Regions from separate parts of the Homo sapiens genome. Here region 1 is linked to region 2. The links are chromatin contacts, found by POLR2A ChIA-PET in ENCODE. All regions are on one chromosome and are shown on one strand. The core of a region is the stretch at or near the end of the contact, and the rest is flanking DNA. Distances in the headings are between cores, read along the strand shown. Region 1 holds the start of MSRB3-AS1 (MSRB3 antisense RNA 1). Region 2 overlaps MSRB3-AS1 (MSRB3 antisense RNA 1).

Region 1 (7,109 bases), core at 785-3,284, 130 kb after region 2:
CTACATTTCCTTCTGAAATCAGTTTAAATAGGAGAGTGAAGGTAGTTAAATCCTCTATCGTTTTAAAAGGAGATCTTACGAATACTTTTGGCTTTAAAAGCTTATGTCACTGATTCATAATGTAAGAGGTGACATTAAAACTATCCTCCACCCTCTCACCACCATCACCACCCCCAGACAGGAAAATGCAGGCAAAAATGAGACTGGATTCCCTGGGAGTGGTGGGAGCAAATTGATTGCTATTTAAAAAAAAAAAAAGAAAAAAGCGGGGGTGGTGCTTTTAGACTCCCAGGCATGAGATCTTGGTGCTGGAAAGTGTTAAAGGACTAAAGCAAGGATCTAGAGTCAGCAGTTGGTTGAAGGAACACAGCAGGATGCAAGCACATGATGGCTCTGGTGGATGACTTCATGAGGGTGTAGAGCGTAGAACAGAAGAGAGAATTAGTCCCAAGAGAGAAGTCAGCATGCTCTGAGCAGGCCTATTGCTCCATTGGTCGCACTTTCTCTAAAGGATGTCCAGAGTTCCCTGGCTGCTTAGGTTAATACAGCAGAAACAAGAGCACACCCTGCCGCTTCTCTAGCTCCAGCTCTGACCATCCTGTGTTCTCTTAAAGCAGCTGACTTGAAGAAAAAGTGAATGTCTTGAGCCCTTGGCTCTTACACCTATTCTACGAGCTAGAAGTGATTTCGGCAAGTGGAATCAGCTTGATACATATCACTTTTGTTTTAAGTACAACTACATTAAATGGAGCTATGTTTGTCCAGTGGCTGAAGAGGTTACCTGGAGCTAAGGGTTTGTAGAATAGTTGCACTCAAATATATTCAAGTACCTAGCAATAAAAATTAAATTGACCTTAAGAACTCTTGGTTATATTACTAATTTGTACATGCCTAAGATCAGAAGTGTGTCCTGTTTCCAATTCATCCTTTGTTTCCATTTCGTGTAGATATAAAACAGATCAGTAACTCTGGATTCTATAGAAAACATATTTGTCTAAGGTTATTGACCAGATAACAGAAATTTGGATAAACACACAATGCCTTGGTTTTCTTGATAATGTGTTACGTTTACAGAGAACCTTCTCATTCTCTTCTCATGTGACTCTCAAAAATCTCTAGAATGGGAATTATTATGACTCGATTTTACAGAGGAGGAAATAATAGAAACTCAGAGAATTTTATTCAATTGTTCATTTGTGCCACCCTATTCTTTGGGACCCAATTTTGTTCTGGGCAATAGAAATGTAGAGATGAAAAAAAAAATAAGCATGGCCTGTAGAAGTTCACCATCTATTATGTAGAACACATAGGTAAACAAAACATAGGCATGTGATCAGTATTAGGTTAGGCAGATGGACTAGATACAATGATGGAAAATGGAAAGAATCACCAAATTTGCCTGGCTGTGAGTGAGTAGTCTTCTCAAAGCTGGAAACCCTAGAGGTAGGATTGTTGTTGTTTTTTTTTTTGAGATGGAGTCTCAGTCTGTCGCCCAGGCTGGAGTGCGGTGGCGCAATCAAGGTAGATCTTAATAAGAAAGAATTTGCTAGAAAGACAAAGCATAAGGTGGAGGAGCAGCAAGAGGTAAGGCACAGAAGCACGGAACTGTGTGATCAGTTCAAGGAATAACAAGCAGTTCAGCATGGTTGTAAAGTAGAGAAGGAAGGAAAATGAGAGTGTTTGCTTTAGGAATAAGTTCACCTGTGATGATCAAGGAGGTTCTGGGTTGGTGAAATGAAGTCTTCAGGAACTTGGAGTTGTTCGGTCTTGTTTCAACACACATGGCCTCTATTTCCAAGATCTCTTCATACCTCCAAATGGCTGCTCTAGATTCACTCACCATATCCATATTCAGCGCAGCAGGAAGGGGGAAGGGAAAAAAAAAGGAAAAAAGACACGCACCAGCTGTCTTTTAAGATTTACAGGAGCTGCTGCAAGACACTTCTGCCTACAGCTCCTTGGCCAGAGCTGGTCACATCGTCACACCGCCTGCTGAGGACTTTCAATAGACTCTGTTATGATGATCAATGAGCTCAGTTAAAAATGTGTGGTTATATTAATAAAGAAAAATGAGAGTATGAAATTTGAGGACAACTACAAGTATCTGCCACTGAGTGAAAAGAGGAAACTGATCATAAAGGATTACAAAGATCATTGAATTAACTATGAATCATTGCTTTGAAGCTCCAACTTTGCCCTCTGGCCAATGGGGAGTCACTGAAGGGTTTTGATGGAGGACTTTGGATGACCACATTTCCATTTATCATTAGGATTGATGACAGACTGTAGAGGGTAAGATTGGAGACAGAGAGACCAGTTAGGAGACTGTTATGTTGATCTTGGTGAAAGATGATGGAGGTCTCAACTAAATAGCAGTAGAGAGATGGGGCAAAGGAAAGAAAAGGCAAAACACCAAGATCGTTACTTACCATGCTAGGTAAGTAGTAAGGGGCAGAATTTGAACCCCAATCTTTAATGCAAGTCCATGTACCATGAGATTCATGTGTTTTTTAAAAAATGTTTTAATTGACAAATAAAAATTGTATATATTATGGTGTACAGCATGATGTCTTAAAATATGTATACATTGTGTAATATCTAAATCAAGCTAATTAACATATGCGTGACCTCACAAACTTATTTTTTATGGTGAGAACATTTTACTACTACATTTACATCTACTGTCTTAGCAATTTTCAAGTATACGTTATTATTAACTATTATCACCAAGTTGTACAATAGGTCTCTTGAACTTATTCCTCTTGTCTAACTGAAATTGTATATCCTTTGACGAACATCTCCCCAATTCCAACTGCCCCCATCCAGCCTCTGGTAACCACCATTCTACTCTTTACTTCTATGAGATCAACTTTTTTCACATATAAGTGAAATCATGTAGTATTTGTCTTTCTGTTCCTGGCCTATTTCACTTAACATAATGTCCACCAGGTTTACTCATGTTGTGCAAATAACAGGATTTTCTTCTTTTTAAAGGCTGAAGAGTGTCCCATTGTGTATATATTCCACACTTACTTTATCCATTTTTTCCACTGAAGGGCACTTAGATGGATTCCATGCCTTGGCTATTGTGAATAATGCTGCAGTGGACATGGGAGTGCAGATATCTCTTTGACATACTGATTTTATTTTATTTGGATACACACCCAGTAGTGGGATTGCTGGATCATATGGTAATTCTATTTTTAGTTTTTTGAGGAAACTTCATACTGTTTTTCATAATGGCCATACTAATTAATAGTCTTACCACAAGTGTGCAAGAGTTCCCCTTCTCTACCTCTTGCCAATACTTATTATCATTCGTCTTTTTGATAATAGTCATTCTAACAGTTGTGTGGAGATGAGACTCATGTTTCTTAATCAACATTATAGTAAGCTGGATTTCAAACTACCACAAGCACTTTGCATCTATGTCATGTTGTGGAAATCAGATTTACCATGGTCCAGACCCAGGAACTAAAGAGTCCAAAAGCAAGACAACATTTGTGACACGATAACATTTTGAGATATTTTGTATTTTCTCTGCCTGCATTCAAGCAGATAGAAGACCCTGGGCTCCCTTGTCTTATGGGAGGTCTGAGACAGGACTTCCTGGGTTTTATTCCTAAAAGCCTAAGCACATGCCAGAGGAGAGAGTTTGAAGAGAGAAAGATTTTATCCAGGCTAGGAAGACAGTTTTCTTTTTCTTTTTCTTTGCAAGACAATTTTATTACTTGTAACAAGTAAGGAGAACACAAGAGATAGTTCCCAAAGCAGTGTCTGTCTGAGCAAAGGGCTGGGTCAGGTTTTATAAGCATAGGGTAATGAGGCATGATCTGACTGGATCTTGCAATGAGGTGATGCCAGAAGCATGACCTGACTGGATCCTGCCATGGGGTGATGCCAGAGCTCAAACTGATTGGATCCTGGATCCTGCCATGTGAATCCACCTTTTTTTTTTTTTTTGAGTTTGAGTTTGAATTTGACAAATTTATTGGTATTTTGGTAAAGACATTCATCTCAGTCGTTTCTCTCTCCCAGCTTGACCTTAGGTTAATATTTCATTTGGGTCAAGAAAAGAATATGTAGGAGAGCTATGTTGCTTTAACAAGAAAATGGACAAAAATGGATAGTTTGCCTCATTAAAGTAAGTTAAATTCATGCATCTTGATATAATGAAATCATATAAGAACTAAGAGTTCTATATATATTTCCATTGTTTTACTAGGGGCCTATTCTAAACTTAAATGCTAGTGAACAAAGTGTTAGGAATATACACAGGCTGCTTCTCTAGAGTTATTACCGATTAAAAGAGCTCAGCAAGCAGTTACCACCAATAAAACAGTCTGAAGCTGCCTCCAAATACAATACTGTAGGAGTTTTCAAGGAAATTTTTATACTGTATGTTTCTTTTGTCTGTGACAATGCTTTTAAAGATGTGCTTGTTACTTTTTTTTTAAAGTTCATATACAATACAAAAATACAAAAACAAACACCCTACAATACACAAATCTAACAAGGTATATGTGGTAAGATTCCAAAAAATGTTTGAAGATGCATTTCCTTTCCTTCTATTTCAGTATCTAAAATGTGCTTTTTGAGAGGCCATTGGTCAATATGTATACATTTAAAATAAACCATATAATTTTACTAGTAAGAAAGCCAGTAGTTAAGTTCAATTCAAATTGGATTTCATATTAAATCCTTAGACAAAGTTACAGAAAGTGCATCTTCTTGTTTTCCATCTTCATACAATGTTAAATTTTTTTTTGGTGTTTATACCTTGTAAAAAATAAAAACAGCCAAATACTTAAGCAATATGTACATTTAAATTTTTGGTGGTGGCTTGTATTTTAAAAAACCGCCTCCTTATGATTTGTGTCAAGTTCTGGTGAAAATGCTTACAGGAACTAGCTAATAAACAAAAAACAAGAGAAGCAAATTGAAAATACTGATTTACTTTTGTAGCAAATGGTTTTTCTTTGAGGACTAATGAAGATAGACAAGACCCATTAAGGTGAAGTGGGCTATTTCAAATATTCAACAGTTTACATTTTTAAAAAATTCTTTTAAGAGCTACGCGTCTGTATCCACTGACAGCAATGCAATACCTAATTTATGATGATTTGAAACAAAACAAATGCCTATAAGGAAAAAAAGCTATATTTTAATTTTATCTAAATTTACTTTCAGTCAATAGTTCAGTAGCATTTTCCTCCCAATACAATACTCCTCTCTATAAGGCTGTTCCTGGGAGCCAGACAAGTTTAGGTAATAAGGGAGTTAAGAGAGTAAGTGCTTGCAGTTTTAAACAAACAATAACTTTTTGTTTCCCTCTTAATGTGCTAATAGTTGTGTCTAAAAAAAAATGCAATTCTTAAAAAGATACCATTTCTGATTTATTTATTATCTGTAACCTTTGGAAACTAATCACATGAAACTACAAAATTAGCAAATGTCTTGAAATCTGTAGACAAAACATAAATTACCTCTAATTTCAAACTCTCATTTATTAGTGTACCACTCAATCTTTTAAAAAAATGAAAAAGAAAAAAAAAGCGGCTCCAAAGATAGTCTTATACCATTCTTTAAAAAGAGAAACTGTTCCTTTTAACTTTACACCCATCCCACACCCCAATTTCAAAACATCATTTAATTGTCTTGGTCATGGACATTTCCAAGATGAGATTTTATATTTTGCCCCCATAGTTTCTGGTTATCAGAAAACCCATGCTTTCCTTTATTGAAGGAGTTCGGTCCAGCTGATGTTGGTGTATCCATCTTCATCTTCATTAAGAGCTGCTGCTACTGAAAATTTTTGGAGCCAAGAGTTGGAACAGTTTCTTTAGGCTTACTTGATCCAAGTTTGATGGATATGGCTGACGCTTTCTTTGTCGTCTACCTAACGCAAATCCAAAGTTGGAGATCTTTGTAGGCTTTGTTGGGAGGTCTGCAGCTTCTTCACTGATCGCTTCTCAGAGCTGCGACTGGAACTTTCCCCTCCATTACTGGAAGAAACAGTTTTAGCTTTCACAGGTTTTTCTGCTTCTTCCTCAGGTCCTCCGGTAGCTCCAGCTCGCTGCGACTTTTCAGGCTGCTTCTCTCCCCTCTTCTCGGCCGCCATTTTCCCCACCACGGCCTCCCTGGTATCCACTTCTTAATTCAGTCCAATAATAAAAAAAAGAAAGAAAGAAAGAAAGAAAAAAACCTACAAAACAATTTCAAAATGAGGATCTTATATTCCACTAAATGATATTTACTAAAAGTTTAAAATACAGACATTTTCAATTTATAGAAAGACACAGAGTTTAACTCCCAAGTACCTTTATTGAACAACATCAGTAGAAAAGAAGGTGTTTATTACTTGGTGTTTAACAGAAAATACATTTATTATATGTTTAAAATTTCACATAGATGAAATATTTCTATAGCTTTCTCCTTTGTTTTTATAAACTTCTTATAAAACATATCTTTCAAAATAAACAGGATAACTTTATGTATTTATATGTTTCAGAAAAATATATAAAATGTGGGAAATAAGTGGCATTCAATATATGTTATTACATGGATATATGAGTAAAACAAAATGGTACTCTACTATATTATATACAAATAATGCATTTTGCTTTTTTTGAAAAATAAAGGATTATGATCTTGGAAATCTTTTTCCATAAGTAAATAGAGAAATACACCATTTATTTTAGATGTCCATGATGATTGAATTCATAGATATATAGTAGTTGCCTTTCTGCAGTTTTAGTTACCCACGGTCAACCACAGTCTGAAAATATTAAATGGACAATTTCAGGAAAAAAAAAAATCAGTCCACTAGCCTCCCTCTATGCACTTAGGTTTTGCCTGTGGTTGCATACCTGGTTCATCTGGGCCATACTCAGGTCATGTGACCTTTAACCTGGCCAAGCTCATCTCTTCAGCAGCCGCACAGCATAGTGAGCTAACCAACTGCGGTCAGCGTTTAATTGGGGATGAAGCTTGATCTTATAGAGGTGCTCTGCTTTTAGAACATCTCTAAGGCGCCTTTTCCTGGCTCCCTTTCAGGAACACGCATGCTCGCAGAAGCCATTACAATCCCGTCGTGCAGCAGCCTGTGC
Region 2 (7,096 bases), core at 333-2,832:
TCATAACCTAGATACTTACCAAAGGAAAGAAAGGTGATCTGATGAAGCACATTGCATCTTATTCTAGCTTTGGAGAAAACCCTTTTTAAAACCAGGAAGCATCCTGGATTGGAAGGTCATAGACATTATTATTATTATTATTTTAGCCAAGATGTATACCCTGGCTAAATCTCTTACTTCTGGTTTTTTTGTTTTGTTTTGTTTTTCCTCATTATGAAGTTAAGAGTTTAGACCAGGTGATCTTTTTAAAAGATCCCTTTTCCATTCTAAATGCCAAAGATGCTTCTCTAAATAGTGTCTGCAAAAACACTGCTTGGATTGCACAGAGTTCATTTTCCTTTGGAGACATATAAAGTCAAACAATGGCAACATTTTAGTGCACGTATTGTCCCTCCTTTATGATGCTTCATCCAATTGACAACCAGCTCCTACCAAACAGTCAGACTTCTAAAACTATGCAGCGTATGCCTAGGGTTTTACTTTTTAAATGAACTACAAAGTCATGATAATGAACATTTATTGAGCATGTACTAAGCCTTTAGACGTAAAATCACTTTTGATTTAATCCTTACAAATATTTTCTGAGGTAGGTTCTATTATTTATCCCCATCTTACAGGTAAGCAAACTAAAATATGAAGCTGATAAATAACTTACTTGAGGTCATATAATAACATGATAGATCTGGGATTCCAATGCTGGCAGTCTCATACCTGAGTCTGCCCAGGTTCATTCCAGGAAAATGCTTTTGTTTGGTTTTGTTTTTCCACAGCCTCAATTATCTTAGGGTCTCTTTTGAAGGTGTTTTCAAGCACGATGCATTTCCCAAATGTTAGAGGCTACAACTTATATATGTCTTGCAGATATGATTAACTCAAGTTATATGCAAATCTCTTTCTATGTATACCAAACAATATATAGGAGCCCAGAAAGAATAAGCTTGGCAGTGAGTTTCCTAGAAAGAACCACAGAAAGAGTTGATTGCCAGTACTGGTGGATATTGATTCAGACACTGACTCAGGTTGTATGCCCTGGTAGGAGGGCCTGGCCTTTTCCCTGGGCCTCTGGCCATAACCTCCTTCGGATCTTAAAAAGACACTAAGCATTGCTTGTCATCATGAATGAGAAATATCGCCTGGTTATCCAGAGGGAGACCAACTGGTGGATCCTTTAGCCGTGACATGAGGATATGGCTCCAGCTGGAGTCTCTCCTCCTGCTTCTGTACTTAGCTCATCCTGGTTTAACCAAAACCCAAAACAACCCTCTCCAAGGGCTCTTCCCTGGCTCAGGGACACTCCATTTTAAGAAACGCTCACCGCGCCTAGTACTTTGCATGGTACATTATAAGCACTCAGTAAATATTTGTTACTTCGTGGCAAAATAGATCAATTCAGCAGTGATTTTTCACTTTTCAAAAGGATTCACTGCAGGGTTCCTTTAAATGGCCGGCTCCCCTGGTGCATTTAAAATGCGATTTGATTTATAGGAATTCGATGTACATGGTTCTGCAGGGCCACATCAATCGTGTAAAGTGAGCCGCATGTGCTCCCACTGACGAGCGCGTTGGCAGCTCTCCTCCATCGGCTTGGAATGCACACAAGCCTCGGGTCTGCTCTCCCCGCTTTTATCACAAAGGGGCTCATTTTGTGAATGAACAGCCACTGCCAACAGCGTGATGGTATTTTCAGTGACCTTTGCCCGGGGATTGGATTCCCGCCCAGCAGGGAGACAAGGCCTTAGGAAAAGGTTAGTTCATTGACGGCCAGGGCCTGCTGGGCTGAGGTCTGGGGAGGGAAAGGCTCAGAGAACTTTCCCTTTTTTGTGAATCACCTAAAGAACCCACCCTTCCCGCCTGGCCTGTGCCGCTTTCTCTCTTTGTCTCGGCATATTGGATTCTGTTCAGCAGGGTGGTTTTATAGCTCCTGCTGCTCCTGCTCCTGATTTTTTTTTTTTTTTGTAACTGTGAATAATAGTCCTAGTTTTGCCTTGCTGTTTCCCAATAGCAATTCTGGGGTCCTCGTGAGCTTCCGCCCCCTCTTCTCCACCCCCTTTCCTCCTCCTCCTCCTCCTCCTCCTCCTCCTCATAACCACGGCCTTTTCAGTTTGATGTTTTTAGATATCAAAGGAAGTTCTCCAGGAACCCTGCAACTAAAGACTTTAATGAGGACCATGCCCAAGAAATCCTGGCTGCCAAATACATGATGATGATTTATGTCGCTCACTCACTCCCTAACAGCAAGAGGACTATTTGTAAAAATAAAAAAGCTGCTCATATGGAATTAAACAAGAGCATAGCTGCTTCCTTCCAGACCCCAGGAGCTTAACAAAGAGCATCCACACTCCTCTCCAGCAGCACATGGCTCAGGGCCCATATTAGTCTTCCTGTCATATAAAGCTCAATCCTGTTAGCGCAGGCAGCAGCGCACACTCTCCCTATCGGCGGACCTCAGAAGGCACATTTCTGAGGACCGCACAAAATGTGCGCAAGGATGTAGGCACAGGCTCAGGCCTACGCTGAGCCATGGAAGGGTGGTGTGAGTCCAGAGGCTAGCAGAGCCACTGAGTTGCTGCTGGCGGCAGGCTGAGGCTGACAGTAGGCATTTGCCATCCCCTGTTTATTCCTGGCATCAGATAGCTGAGTGACATGGATGCCAACTGGGTTCTGGCCAGCTCAGTGGAGAGAGCTCTGGAGGGAGAAACCCTTATGCTTGCATTTCCTTATTTGTCAAATGGGTTACCTCTTAGTGTTGTTGTGAGCGGTGATGAGATCATACATAGAAAACACGTAGCATCATATTGGTAAGTGCTAATTATTATTATTAATTATTGCTATTATTAGTATTCTGTACTGTGGCTGCCATGAATTGGTAACACTCAGACCCCTTGCTTCAGGGAGAGTGATGGAGAGTAGCTGGCTGATTACCCCAGATGCCAAACTCTAAGTTCACATCCACATTCTCACCATGTTACTCTGCTTGACCCAAGGCCATGCTTCCTGTGGGCTGCTCCAGGCCATTGATGGAGCGTGGTATGGATGCCAACACAAGCTCATTCATTGAGAGCTAGGACTCCTCCAGCAACGACTTTAGCTCAAAGACTTCCCATCAGCCTGGCAGCAGCTCCTGGGAATTGTGCTACAGCCTGCGACTTTCTCCTACCTTGTTCCCCTTCTGTCCTCCCCTCCCTCTCCCTGTGTATTCTGCTCATCTTCCTTTCAACCTTTTCTCTCCCACATACACTTCCCTCAGTAAACCTCTTATGTGTCTAAATCCCTGTCTTGGTGTCTGCTTCTTGGAGGACCCGAAGTTACACACATAGTGACTGGGCTTTCTACCACGGCTGTACTGTATTAGTACTAACACCTTCTTAGATACACGGACCATTGTTCACTCTTAGTCATTCAACATTGGATAAATGTGTCATGGGTGCTTGATGCCAGGGACACAGAGATTGTTCTTCTCACGGACAAGGTGTACACTGATAGACAGATACATAAATCATCATAGTGATATGGTCAGTGTTCAAGTAAATGCATGTATAAGGAATGCAAGAATCCAGAGGAGAAAGTGGATTTTTCTGCCAGGGTGGGAGTGTGGGTGGGAGATAGACAGGGACGGCTTCATTAAGAAGGGGATTTGAACTCAGGCAAAAGGCACAAGCCACATGCTGTCACCCCCTGTCTTCAGTGTAGTCCAATGAGTAAGTAAAAAAGAAAGAACAGCCCAGAAGAGATGTGACATCATGCCCTTTCATGGGCTTTTTCTCACCTTTTTTACTTCTTCCTCCAATGACTGTAAAGGAGCGGTAATTATCCCAGGGATTTGAGACATAATCCACCTTTCAGAGTTGAAAGAGGCACAAGCGTCATGAGCTTTTCCCCAGTGGGAAGGCAACTCCTGGACAGGCAAGTGGGTGCAAGAAGTTGCTGTGGCAGCAGGAGAGCAGTAGGGGCATGAACTGTAGGCTTCGGAGATGGGGTCATTGCTAAAGCAGGGCTCACTCAGCCTGGCCCCAGATCCAGCCTCAAGAGTCTAGTGTGGATCTGTTATGCATGGATTGTACCCCTTCCCATCCCCTTACAAAAAATTCATCTGCTGAGATCTTAACCCCTAGTATCTCACATTGTGGCTGTATTTGTAATTGCCTTTAAAAAGGTAATTAAGTTAAAGTAAGGGCTTAGGGCTCATTAGGGTGGGTTCTAATCCAGTGTGACTAGTGTCCTTATGAGGAGTAGGAATTTGGACACAGAGGCATAGACAGAGGGAAGAGAGTGTGAAGAGAGAAGATGTCCATCCATAAGCCAAAAACAGTCCTGGAACAGATCCTTCCCTTCGGAAGGAACCAACCTTGCCAACATCTTGAACTCAGATTTCCAGCTTCCAGAACTGTGTGAAATAAATTTCGGTTGTTTGGGTCACTTGGTTGGTTGTACTTTGTTATGGCAATTCCAGCAAACTATTACAGGGTTCCTCCATCTCCCCTTATTGTGGATGGGATCTGGCCCAACTCTGCTCAGAAACTTAACACAGAGTGGTGAGCAGGGAAAGATGGCATTTTTCTTTCCCAGAGAACTGGATATTAACCTTTGACTACAGGAGAGGGAGCAGGAGTTGTGAGGCCTGAGGAAAAACAGAAAGTGGAGCTTACCAGTGAGGACTTGGTCATGCAAGATGCAGGAGAATTCACTAAAGAACGCAAGTCCCTGATGTCTCAAAACAAAAATGGGAAAGATACGTTTTTGCCCCCCTGATTTGAATGCTCAGATGCTGTTGGAGAGGAGGACAAGTTGTTCTGCAGAACTAAAAACAGAGATGCATCATCTGATAAGGCTCACAGTAGACGGCTTGCACAGCAGTCCAACAGGAAGAAAAAATGAGGAGCGGGACATGCTTAGGGACTAGAACCTAAACAGCAACTCATACAAAGCCTTTGCTTTGTCCCCTGAGGAAACTGACATGGGAATTCATGAGAAAGGACAGAGCGATCCCTCAAACTCCCATCTTGACGTTGCTGAAAAGGAAGGCTTCACTGGCCCTGGGTCAGAACCAAGAAACATGAGCAGTTTTAACTTGTAGGGTGTGATGTGACAGTCCAGTCACTTTCCCAGGGGCAAATCAAGTCACACTGTGACAGATACTACATTATAACAAGTCATGTCTGTTGAGGAGCTAACCCATGTCTGAGGCAGGGGCTGCAATATCTTAATGCCCAGACCAACTCCCTAAAGTAAAACATTCCATGAATTTGTCTTATTCACTCCAGTATCTTTTGACGCTGAGGGGTAGTTTCCTGCTAAAGCATTTTCTTTTTCATTTTTATGTAAGTAAGAGAAATGTGTGGGGTTGCTAAGGATAAATCTTCCCCACCCAAACATAAACATTTAATGCACATGCCTCATTTTAATGTACCTGGGGAGGAACCAAGGTGCCCAGTGTGCCCAGCATGACATTAGGCCTCTCTCCTTCAACTTAACTTGTGGAGCCCCCTTCTTGCCCCCACATGCCCAATGCATAGAGGACTAGGACAAGTAACAAACCACAAAAGATGAGAGAGAGTTAGGGTCTAAATTAAACAGCTAGCATCTCCACCCCCACCCAGGCAGGGGGAGGCAGCTCAGAGAGAATCCATACCCCCTGTGAGAAGCAGCAATGATAGAAGGAGAAGCCTCCGAGGAGTGCAAAGGGCAATGCTGGGGTCTCCAGGAGTAGCAAGGAGCTGCCCAGCTTCAGGAGTGACAATGGTAGAAGCCACAGCAGAATATAGGGGACGCCAGTGTCAGTTGCAGCTGCAGAATGATAGTCACTTCTCACGGAAATTTATTCCATATTGAGCACCTTCTATGTGCTAAGAGAGAATAAGTGAGTCATGAGCCCCAGGGAGTAGAGAGCCAAAAGGATCAGCCTTGAGAGCTGCCTGTGGTCTGTGGAGTTGAGTGACTGGCCGTGCCCACCTGAACTAGCCTAGGGAAGCGCTATTCTTCTTCTCTTCCTCTCTTAACCATGTCTTTTCCTCTAACCTTCAGGAACATTTTCAGGTAGCAAAAGCCCTAGCTTGTATTTCCAATCCTGTTTCTGGAGTAGCAGAAGTGGGCATTTCCATTTCGGTATCTTGCTGGCATTGTAGACTCCTCATTTTCCCCAGCCACTTCTTCTCCTCATCCCTTCCCTCCACAGAAAAAAAAACCCAAATCATCTCCCTAACATAACACTGTTCTTCACTTCAAAGCTTCTGTCTTCTTTGATTCTTCCCTCTTCTTTTCAGCCTAATCAACTTTCATGTTATTTTCAACTGCCTTTGTAAGGTGCATGGAATATATGTTTTCCTTCTCATTCCAGCTGTCCATCACTGTCCCTTCCATTATCAGCCCTCAAATCCACTACTGTAAGTCTCCTAACTGGCCTTCTTACTTCCCTGAAAATTGTTCCTCTGGTCTTTAAACTTTCCTCCATGATTCCCACTGGCAAATTCCCTTTGAAAGGGTAGCCCCAATGCCACCACCTCCTCCATGAATCCTTCATAATATGCCCAGTGGGAATATGCACTCTCTCTCTTCTGAAATCATACAACCAAGATTTCTCTTAATTTGTGCACATGAAGATGCACACCAGGCTTAGATTATGTCCTCTGTTCTCTATACAGATCTATCTCACATCTTACTTGACTTCACCTAGATAACCTATAGGCACCTCCAATCAGCATGTCCAAAAGAGAACTCTTGATTTTCCCCTCTCAAAACTTGATAATCTACCAGTCTTTCCCATTTTGTAAATGGCAGCACCATCCTATTTGTCGAATTAAAAACTGTAGATTTATCATTGATTCTTCTCTGTTACAACCATCCTCTATGCTCTTTCCACAACCCACTACCCCCCATTAAGAAGTAAAGTCTATCTTCCATCTGCTAAAATCTGGACTGACCTGTAATTGCTTTGACCAACAGAATATAGCAAAAGATACATTGTACCAATTCTGTGCCTTTCCTTTAAGAGGACTGGCAGCTTCTACTTCCTGGATCACTCAATCTTGGATGCGTCTAGGAATCCAGCATAAAATATGTGCTGATTTTACCACCTTCCCATCACTTCTGCTGCAGTCCT

The links. ChIA-PET counts read pairs that join two places held with the same protein, here RNA polymerase II (POLR2A).
Region 1: POLR2A ChIA-PET joins it to region 2 with 11 read pairs in HEK293T. The contact joins the promoter of MSRB3-AS1 here to the enhancer-like site in region 2. POLR2A ChIA-PET finds 5 or more read pairs at or near these places in 2 of 52 experiments (AG04449 and HEK293T).

Annotation. Positions count from the first base shown.
Region 1 is chr12:65,640,338-65,647,446 of GRCh38, forward strand. It overlaps MSRB3-AS1 (MSRB3 antisense RNA 1), which reads right to left and starts at 2,035. Exons shown (of 4, transcript NR_120431.1): 1 at 1,702-2,035. It also overlaps the pseudogene PCNPP3.
Region 2 is chr12:65,509,114-65,516,209 of GRCh38, forward strand. The region is part of intron 2 of MSRB3-AS1 (MSRB3 antisense RNA 1); the gene reads right to left. Among named protein-coding and RNA genes, the nearest start is that of LINC02454, 90 kb to the right of the region's middle. Within about 2 kb of position 1,583, at least 6 of the 41 ENCODE cell types and tissues checked have a DNase peak (open chromatin) inside an H3K27ac peak, as active enhancers do.